2 separate regions of the Mus musculus genome follow, and region 2 is linked to region 1. Evidence: chromatin loops called from intact Hi-C (ENCODE). Cell type or tissue: left cerebral cortex. All regions are shown on one strand. Each heading gives the region's core, and the rest is flanking DNA. Links, peaks and the distances in the headings are about the cores only.

Evidence for each region. A loop is a pair of places that touch in the nucleus more often than their neighbours do. Peaks named below come from ENCODE experiments on the same cell type or tissue, not always from the same donor. Only the 100,000 strongest peaks of a DNase experiment are listed, where the experiment ranks them.
Region 2: it touches region 1 in a loop (2.1-fold over the local background); 2 of 42 quality-filtered maps call a loop at or near these places.

Annotation. Positions count from the first base shown.
Region 1 is chr12:119,448,163-119,453,626 of GRCm38, reverse strand. It overlaps Macc1 (metastasis associated in colon cancer 1), which reads right to left. Exons shown (of 4, transcript NM_001163136.1): 3 at 3,194-3,382. Among named protein-coding and RNA genes, the nearest start is that of Macc1, 7.5 kb to the right of the region's middle. In left cerebral cortex, for the core only: no CTCF peak of the experiment used is centred there; a DNase peak (open chromatin) is centred at 3,304.
Region 2 is chr12:119,227,478-119,232,941 of GRCm38, reverse strand. The region is part of intron 1 of Itgb8 (integrin beta 8); the gene reads left to right. Among named protein-coding and RNA genes, the nearest start is that of Itgb8, 8.1 kb to the left of the region's middle. In left cerebral cortex, for the core only: a CTCF peak has its summit at 2,203 (motif pointing left); no DNase peak of the experiment used is centred there.

The sequences.
Region 1 (5,464 bases), core at 321-5,320:
AGTTAGCATTTTCTTACCTCTTTGTATAGTATAAACATATTTTCTGAAGGAAACATTTTTCTTTAAAATATGTTTCCCATGGGCTAAAGAGATAGCTCAGCAGTTAAGATCACTGACTTCTCTTACAGAGGACACAGGTTCAATTCCCCGCACCCACCTGGAGATTGACAATAATCTGTAAAGGTCAGTTCCAGGGAATCTGATACCAAATATGGCTTCCACAGGCACCAGACACGCATTTGGTGCATAGACAAACATACAGGCAAAACATCCACTCATATGCATAATATAAAACCAAGCCTTTTAAAAACCTACAAAATAATTTTTAAAATGTGTTTTGCTTATATCCATTTGGTTGGTTCTAAACATTATGGTTTTTCATTAATAAAGTAGTTGTAGTAACTTAGAAGATAATTTGAGTTGTTCTTTATTTTTTAAAAAAAAAAAGTGATATTCTCAGAATTCTCCAAAGAAAGACTTTTCCTTCACTTAGAAAGGAAGACTGAATGGTCAAAAGCATTAAAATGCATGTGAAAGGCACATTCGGTATCTCCCTTCTTCAATCAGCTTGAGGCTTGATAAAAATCAGGTGAATTTTGGAAGTGACACAATCCCATTATTGCTCAACTGAGTACTGGGAAAACCAGCTGATATTTCCAGGTTCTGTATTACAGAGGACAGAACTGTACCAGGGGCACAGTCAGAGGTAGAAATAGAGATTACTAAGAGAAGTAGGCCAGAGGGATGGGAAAGCTGTAGCCCTAGGTCATTAGAGTCAGTGAAGTAATACCTTTCTTTCACTTCTGAAGACTGTGGTTTTTCCCTCACACAGGTTCTGTGGCCAGAAGGAGGGTCTTCCAGTGGTTCTATCAACTGGTTTCTTTCCCTACACTAATTTTATGAGTTTCTAAGTTAATCCCCCACCACATTAATGTCTCTTGAAAAAAGGAAAATAAAAAAGGAAAGAGGAAGCGAGTAGACTAATCCTCCAGCCCTGAACACACCATCTTGGATTCCAAGTGCAGAGTTGAATGCTCAGTCTTGAAGCAAAAGGTCTTTGTTGCACAGTTAGCTTTAGGACATGTTAATTCTAGTAGTCTACATGCTGGGTGAATTTTTTGTGGCCCTCATATGTTTTGTTACTTTAAATACCATACTTCTTATATTATTCCTAAAACAGTACCCAATCCAGATAAGTGCCAAGTAATTGCAGAACATATTAAAAATAAACAAAAAGAAGAAAAACAAGTTGAAAAGGAGGGAAACAGGGCAAGTGTGGGTATTGACATCCCGGGAAATCTCGTGCCAGACTGAATGACCGGATAAAAGGAAAGTAGTGAAGAAACACTAAAGTGGTGTTTCCTTGCCCAAAGCCAGGTAACCCACAGCACTTTCACTCAGAACTGTTCATAAATCAGCTACTGACTTGTCAAAATGGTCATGTTTAAGATCCTTCTCCTTTCAAGGAGAATAAAACTCTTCAAGGACATTTTAAGGATATGGAAATGAGCATACATTGCCCCTTTAAGTGGCCTAACTGGTAAAATTTGTCTATAGGACATTTAAAGTGGCTTCAGGACAAAATGCTCTGGAGTTTACCTAGGTTATAACATGTGTCAGATACTAGCTGTTAGTATTAGTTACAAGGAATTGAATTGTTGCCTCTAGAAAACATCTAGGGGCTTTTTCTTTTGCTTATGACAAGATTTTATCAGCCTTAGACATAGACTTAGGCACTTATGATTTGGGCTGGGTGAAAGTAAATAATGGAAAATAGGCCTGTGTCAAGATTTTAGACAAACAATAAACACAATTAGAGAGAATCCAGATGCTTAGGAGGGCTGGCAGGGTAAATAGCTCTCCAGTAAGTCTAAACAAAATTCTTAAAAAAAAAAAGCCCTATTACAAACAAAAGAAGTAAAGCTTTAAATTAGACAGCTTTTTAATTGGTTAACTGAAATGCCAGGACCACAGCAGCATAATTCTCATAATACTCTTTTCTCAGCCTGATTTTTCAACTCACTTAGAAAACATGTAAGTTCGTCTTGTGTGCTATGTTCATGCTAGAGTCTGCTCATTAATAGGCTGTAATTCCTTTCTAGGGTTACAGGTATACATGCAGCTCATAAGTAAGGCATATGTGTCCAGTCTCTGGTCTCTCCTAGATAGAGTTTTGTTTACAAGTCTTTGCCTGTGGGCTGAGTTTCAGGGATTCAGCAGCTGTCCAGCTGACAGCTGCCGGAAGGCATTAACTGATTTAACTGACTGAACACCTCCTGGAAAGTCTGCAACCTGGTCACCCAACAGAACTGTGGCTTTACAGTAGGAAGAGGAATCTCCAAAGTAAATATCACGTGTATGACTCAAAATGACAAAGAACATGCAGCTGGTGCTTCTAACATCACCATCTCAAAACAGAAATTGACTTTAACTAAAATCTCTTGAAAAAGTTTTAACATTTTAAAAATATTTTAACTTTAAAAAATATTTCATCACTGTAAATATTTTTATTTAATTCAATGAAAATTAGATCAAATCACTTTTAAGGAAATCTAAAGAAATATGTGTATGCTCTGTGCATAGCAGAATCCACATAAACCTGGTACGAACAGGTTTTCTTTTCTTTTTTTTTTTTTTGTTTTTTTTCAAGGTTTTCTGATAAATATCTTTGTATTAAATGCTTTTGTTCTATGTATGGAATTTATAGTTCTTATTGTGCATAGAATTCCCAGAGGTGACATGACTCTTGTCAGTCATTTCTAGGGGCCCCAAATCATCCACCCTCCTCATATTCATCATTAATCATTTATGATTTGTCATAAATGATTAAGTTTGTATAGTGATGTTGATTAGTATATCTTGTGTTGGTTGACTTAATTGATATTATTGTTTGACTTCAACCTATTTTATGACTTCCATTCTTGTGGACTTGTGTCCTCATTGTCCTGATGTAATAGATTAATTTAATCAAAAGCTATGTTAATATGAAATCCAACGAGAGAAACATGAATGAGCTTTTTATAAGTATGATATATTTCAGACATGTCCAAAAGTATTATCTAGATGGTAACCTCAGTTAGTAGGTCTTTCTGAATGTTCTTTCATTTATTCATGAATATGGAGAAGACTAGTTCGCATTTTCTTTACTTGCCTGTAGTCAGTCAGCATTCAATGGAATATATGAAAATCTTACCTCTGCTGAAACATCTCCAGATTTTCCTCGGTGAGGAATTTCATATGCCTGCATCTGATGCTTAGTGAGTCCTGCAGATTTCTCAGCAAGTTCCCTCCAGCTTCTTCCAAGTTTCACAGCTGAAGTCAGAATAACAGCCTCTTGGATAAGATGTGCCACTAACTCTTGGCAATCCATTTTTAGCAGAGCCTGGGGCAGCAAGTATGGATCATATTTAGAAACAACTCATTGATTTTTTTCCCTCTAAACTATAATTTGCATTATGTATTTTAGAAATCTGAATCCCTTTCCCCACCACACATATAGTTGAGGTTTTTAAACTCAGAATGCTGATTCACGTTTTAAAAAAATTCAACAAGCAACTACAGTGATCATAACTATTCTAGAGTTAGAGGAAAGTTTTTATAGCCTCAGTAGCTAACCATAGGATCATGGATAAACCAGTTTACTGATATATGTCTTAATCCCTTAATGGAACAATATCCACCCTTTATCAGTACCCATGACTCCAGCAATTAATAATTTCTGAATCTAGAGGTAATTACCTATTTTCCAATAAAACTTATCCCTTGCCCTACCAGAGGATTAATATAGAATCTATTTCAACTACATTTTTCTAGAATCATGTTTATTGAATAGATATTATGATACTCCTTTAATTTTGAACAAAGCCACAGAAGTTTCTGAGTTTAAATCACTACTAATGTGATTCTGTTAATATAAACCAAAAGGTAATAAAAGTGAACACTCTCATACAATGGGAAAGTGAAATGTTATCAGACTATTTTTTAATTGTTCATGTCTCTACCTTGTCTCAGGCAAGTCTAAGAGGTTTTTTTTTTATGTTTTGAGGAATATATATATATATATATATATATATATATATATATATATCCGTAAACATGCTTGGCACTTCCTCATTATGTAAGGATACCTAGGGGTTTTATCCTACCTATATAAAAGAGTAAATAAAACTAAATTAATAAAAAAGCACCAATTAAAATGCACTAACATCCCCATGAGACCTATAGTTAGAAATAGTCAGATATAGTTAGAAATAGTCAGATAGACTGTAGTCAGTTCTATTGACCCCTCTATTTATACTGATAAGTGGTAGCCCCAGTAAGAAGCAATCTCCAAAGTACACTTGAGTTTTTGTGGCAAGAATAATTTCGTAAGAAATATTTGCTGTATCTTTGCAATGCTTTTTATAATGGATATGGTGACAGTACAATTCTGTCTAATCTTCTAGAATTAAGATAAAAATCATATGCTGAAGGACTTTCAGAAATATCACATATTAAGTAGACAAAGGCAATCACTCTTAACTTCTCAAATTGGCCCATCAAGACACTGAGCAAGAAAAAATTACACAAAGAATGTTTGAATATTCAACTCTATATCACAGAAGGATCCATTGCTTTGCTAAAAGATAGCCAGGCCTAAGCCTCTTCCAGAAGGGTGTCTTAATGGCACCACTGAGGCTTAGCATTAGTTAAATGAGTCTCCACCAGATTGTTTAATCAGGACATTTATGATTTATTATTCCCTCCCCCAAATTCTGGTATGATCAGACCTAAATGTTCAGGTCATTAGAAAAAGATAATTTATTTTCAGCTGCTAAGAAAAGAAAGTAACTTCTTGTTTGTAGTTCTGTAGTCTGTGCTGAACATCTAAGTTACTAAAATAAAAGCTATTATAAAATGAATGCATGGCTTCTAGGAGGCAGAGAAGTTTCTAATATTCAATCACTTGGCCCATAGTCACTGAGAGCATAATAAATAACAACATAACATAACATAATAAAACTGTCCACTAGTTAACTAGATAAGTCTAAAGTTTTAACTGCTCTTGGTTGTTAGTATATTTCTTTAACATAAAAATTATTATTAATGTCACAGATTGAATTTACCCACCATTTTCTTCTTCTGTTTCCTGATTTATTAGAATTTACATTTTTACTGTCTCTGCCCACTGCCTGATTCATCATTTTTGTTCTTATAAGCATTGTTTTCATAGTTATTCTATTCAGTAAACTTACTAACATGTATTTACAATGTATTTAAGCACCCCCAACACATATACACACATTATTTAAATGTATTAGCATTTAGAAATTATTGGATATACGCATACAGCCATATGTTAATGTTCTTTAGAAATATCACCTTGATTTTTTTTACTATAACACTGAATTTCTGCTTTAAAACCAACTTTTTCATAATTCTCCTCAAGGTTTTTAATTGGGGTCAATACATGCTGTAAAGAGTT
Region 2 (5,464 bases), core at 214-5,213, 220 kb after region 1:
AAGATATGTTTGTCATTTGAGCTTATTTCTCTTCCATCCCATTTTATAAATAATTCAATGTATTCATTAAATCTTCAGAACAACACTGTGAGAAAAGTGGATTTATACCTCTGCTTTTGAAAAGAGGGAGTTGATGCACAAGAGATGAACAGTGTGTACAACACATAGTCAGTATAAGGGAGAGCCAGATTTGAATTCCTTTATATAGCTTAACAATTCCTTAAAGAACTTTCTGGGTATTATATAAACATGTCTCTGTCACATTGGGAGTTTGGGCCACCACCATAGCATGAGTAATATAGGACCCTGTTGACTGTGCAAAGCAATCACAAAGATAGGATTTGGATTTTAGAATCATGGGTGGCTTCAAAACACGCCTCCTGGGGAAGCTCCGTTATTCCCAGCTTGTCTCACGTATACCTCACTGTGGAAAGGTTTCTCATGTAGGGGGAAAAACAGGTGGCTTAGTGGGGAACACCCTGTGGTAAAATATGCTTCCTTGTGGTCCCTTAGCTTTCCAATGTGTCAGCAAGAAGAAAAAGAATGAGCCTCTAAGGTCAATCAAAAGTACATATAGAAAGGCCAGGTGTTGTAGTTTATGCCCTTAATACTAGCATTGGGGAAGAAGAGGCAGGCAGATCTTTGTGATTTCGAGGCCAGCCTTGTCTACAAATTGAGTCCAGGACAGTCAGGGCTGTTACACTGAGAAAAAGCATAAAGCAAACAAACAAAGCAAACAGAAATTACTTATAGGAACAGATCTATGATGTGGTCAGATTATTAACCAACTTCGGCCTAGGTATGCTTCTAACTGCTACAGCAGCTGAAGTTCTACATCATTTCATATGTTTATATCAATTTTGGCTCATCAATGCTTAGTTACTAACCTGGATGTTCCATTGGCTGTTAATGATTTTCTGGTTGGGAACTTGGCAGTGTATGAAGCTCTCAAACTCACAGTCCAGGGTCACACGCATATATCACCTTTTCTTTGGTGTTTTCTTTCTTTTTTTCTTCTTAGCTTAATACATTCTTCAGTTTAGTTTCTCAGGGAAAATGTGACAGGAGATAGATGTTAGGATTTTTAAATTGATAACTATAATAAAATTTTCTTTTGCTTTTAAAGATAATAAAATCCTCACATAGTTCTATGTGGGGAAAAAATGTTTTGAATGAGACAGTAACAAGGCAATAGATAAGAGGTTGATACAGGTAAGATAAAAGTAAAATGGAGATTGATACTGAATAGAATAATTAAATGATAATGGGGATTCTTAAGATGTTTCTCAAAATGGAGATTTTTGTCTATATGGATCTAGTAAGCTCAGTAGGTAGAGAAAGCCTGAATGACCTGTCACAAAAAGGGCTCCTGCCTTGGATCCTCATTGCCTTGAGGCTCCTCAGTTGGGTGGCATACAGATCCCTTCCAGAATGGCCTCTGCCTCCATCCTCATTCATCCTTTTGACAGGATACACTATGACTGCTGATTCTGTCTTCAGAGCCTGGCACAATAGGTCCAATAAATCATTTGGAATAAATCACCTTGAATAATGTAAGAACAGTGAACAGTTGTAAAGTAAGTTAGTTCCTTACACATTAGTGCCTGATCCCCACTCAACTCCGACCCTTATATGAGCCTACAGAATAAGAGTTGTTTCTAAAAGTGGAGTTGCTTGTTTTGACTTTCCAAGTCTACCCCAGCAAGCAGTCTCTGGACCTTTGCAGCAGATCTTTACCAACATCAAAAGCTAAGACTCTGAATTATTGAATCTTAACTCCGTAAATTTGTTCTTCCTTAATTAGTTCTCACACGCTTCTTAGCATGGTTGGTAAGATAAGTATGAAAAGTAAGTCTACCCATTCCCTCTTGGTGCTGGCTTTAAAAACTACTTCATTTACAGCACACAAAAAAAGCAATAAATAGACAAATTATTCTCATCTACATTACCACTGTATGGCTTTTCTTAAGCCTCTGAGGTCATGAAAAGCACTACACTGAGCTTTAGAGTTAAAAGAATAAGAATGGTTAAGCTTTGAGAAGTATTTCTACAGGCCAGGAGGCCTCCTAAGCATGTGATGTGAAAATCTACTATTTCCTTATTGTTCCAGTTCTCTGTGCTAGGGGAAGTTACCAAATAACTTCTGAAAGTTCTCTTACTTAGCTAATAAGTGATGGAAACAGAATTTAGAGCTGAGTTTGACTCAGCACTCTGAATCATCATCATTGACTGCCATCTACAGGGGAGTGGAGATCCTCCCTGACCTTGTGAGACCTCCTTGTATCCTCTTCTGGTTACTCCCCAATCTGGCATGAATGGACCCATGGAGGGTACCCTTGTCTGTCAGTCACTTCTAGATTGTTTCTAAAATTCTTGACCTAGCTGCTTTCTGGGCCTTCTTACTGTGTCAAATCCAAGACAAACAGCCAAATATGGCTGGATGCCAGAGGAACAAGACAGAGCTTAGACACACAAGCTGCAGTTTTTGTGCAGGTAAATGACTGCCTCTTTGCATTGCAGAATGATTCTAGAGCTGGGAGGGAAAAGACTGACCCTGAGCTAGAGGTTTGAGAGCTTCATACACTGCCATGTTCCCAACCAGAAGTCAAAATTCATTTGTTAAGAGTTTAATTAACAAAACACCTGAGAAATAAACTGTAAGGAGGGAAGTGTGATTTGTCTTCAGACTTCAGATGTTCCCACCTTTATCTCTTTAGACACCCTGGGCAGGCTACTAGGGCAATGGGAATCTTTGGCAGAGAATGCTCACTTCATAGTAACCAGAACGAAGAGTGAGATGGGGGAGAAAGAAGAGACTGGGGTGAGGGAGCATGCTCTTGACCATAGACAAAAACAAGATCTGCCTTTCTTTAAGGACAAGTGACCTACTTCCTCCTTAAATAGGCTCTGTCTCCAAAAGGTCTGTTCAGATAGGAATTCTTCCATGGTTAATCCATTGATAAGATTAGCATGCTCATGATCTGATCACTACTCAGACTCTTACCTCTGGACTGTTGCATTAAGTACCAAGCCGGTAGCATGTGAGTCTTAAAGGAATGTTTTATATCTAAACCACAGTGAACTCCTTTGATTTAATGATTTCTTATTCTAGTTTGCAAGTATTAAATACTTGGCTTTGTTATGCCTGGTGTTGTTTGTATTCTGGCCTTGGCCTTGAAAAGTTACAGCAGACTTGCCTAATAGTTAAAATATTATTGGAGAGTGGGGCAGACAAGGATAGTACCAGAGTAAAGTACAGAAGTCTTTTATATTTTTCTACTTGCAGTAAAATCGAAGACATGAACTGGGTTCTTCCCTCTTGCAAATAGCATGCCTGTGAGAGCCGGTGTACAAATATTCTTAAATTAGTTTTACCTTTTATTTCCTAATAAGAGAATGAATGTGTAGTAGATAGCACCACACTGTTTTCAAGGAGTAAAGGAACTACTTTTCACTTCACTAATCAGAGTTGATGTCACCTTATTTTGACTTTCACAGTCAGTAAATCAGCATAATTTCCAGCCAAAGAAAACTGTAGTGAAAGTAAAAATGGCATCCAGTGGGATTAAATACATTAGTTAAAGTAATACCACCTTTCAACAGAAGAGCAGGGGTCAGTTCTTTCTAGGAAACAATGATACCAAACAAATATATTCAAATGATTTCAGTTATTTTTAAAGGCCCTTAATTAACTTAATTAAAATCCAAATCATTGACAGAAAATTACAAAGTAAATTACAATGGTCTTACCATGTATATTCTTTTTAAATTTTTATTAAATTGAAAGAAGTTATTTTACTTATTATTTATCCTGGGTATATGTGTGTGAATGTGAGCACCATTCATGAGTAAGAGGAAAACATGAGTAAGCCCGTTCTCCTGTTCCATTATGTGGGTCTTAAGTATTAAACTCAGATTGTCAGACTGCCTACTGCACATTTGTTCTTAAGGTAACTTTAAAAGATGTTTCATTTTGAATGGCATTTTTTTTTTACCATATCACATGTTAAAGCAGGATATAAGCGTTGAAGAAGTAACCTTTCATTCTGACCTTCCTAATGAGCCACCTATCATTACGGTAAGTGGTTTAGAAATGTGTTACCTCTTTCTACAAGGTATTTCATTATTTTGTTTTGCCTGAAAAATATGAATAAATTTGACAAAGAAAGAGTCTGTTGTAAGTATCTATGAGTGTGATTAGCCTAGAATGTTACCAAATACATCTCATTAAACAGAAGTAGCTGGGAAGGGCTGGGTTTAGCCAAAAATTCTGGATGGCCATAAGCCTGGGAATGTGGGGAGAAAGGATAGTAATAAAGACAGAAGAGAAGGATGGGACATAGACACAGTTCCACATGTGTCCTGCTAGGCACAGAAGATGGACACAGGGTTATTTCATGTTTTGAACAGCTTTAGATACTTTGGATTTACACTAATAGTTCAAGATATACTGATACAAAATGAAGCCTCCTGATCTATGTTCGTATACATAGGTCCAAAGCCCTTGGCTTGGAATTGAATGACAAGTACCTTTCTAGGTAGAAGCATTTTGCCTGATCTGAGCAAGGTCTATATACTCCGTAGTACTCTTTAGTAACTCTAGCAGGTATTGAGTAGGGGAGGGAGGCTTCTCATGGAATGAGCGATTACCTCTATCCTACAAAGGGACTTCTGAATATTTAAGAGATCTTAAAAGGAAAGTCATTAAAACAAAAACTCTAGTTCCTTTAAAAGAAGAAAGTTGACAGAATGTACCTTGTGAAGTGCCAAACTGGGGGTGCCTTTCCTAAGTGACTACTGGAGAGAAGCTAAGAAGCCAGGCTGGCTTTGCCTAGTCATGTAAGGTATTCATTGACTTCTGGGGAACAAAGAATACAAGAAAGTAGTAGGAAGGGCAGGGATTGCTGTAGAACTGGCTGTTCTAGTTGCAAACAAAGAAGTCATTGTAGCAAACTTTATTGTTTGCAGAGAAAAGATGGAGACAATCTCTTAATACAAGGCATACGTCCTTAAAAGGTATTCCTCTATTGTCTTTTTGTACATTTGGTTTGAATTTGTGTAATGAATTTAAAACATGTAGATTATAATTTGCAAAAGATAACCCTCTACACATGACATACTCTGGGAGAAAACTTCATCTGGATGGTTAACCCTGAAAACAACAAAGCAGCTCAACTCATGATAGAAGTCAGTTCCAGGAATCCTGAGTTTAGTTTTAAAAGGTCACTAACAGGTATGTTGGTGCTGATCCTTAATCCCAGCACATAGGAACCAGAGGCAGGTGTATAATCTGGGAGTTCAAGGCCAGCTAGATCTACATAGCAAGCTCCAGACCAGCTAAAGCTACACAGTGAAAACCAGTCTCAAAAACAAACAAAGAAACAAACAAAAAACTCCCAAACAACAACAAAACAAGACAAAAACCAAACTAACCAATCAAATAACAAAGAGGCCCCTTTCAATA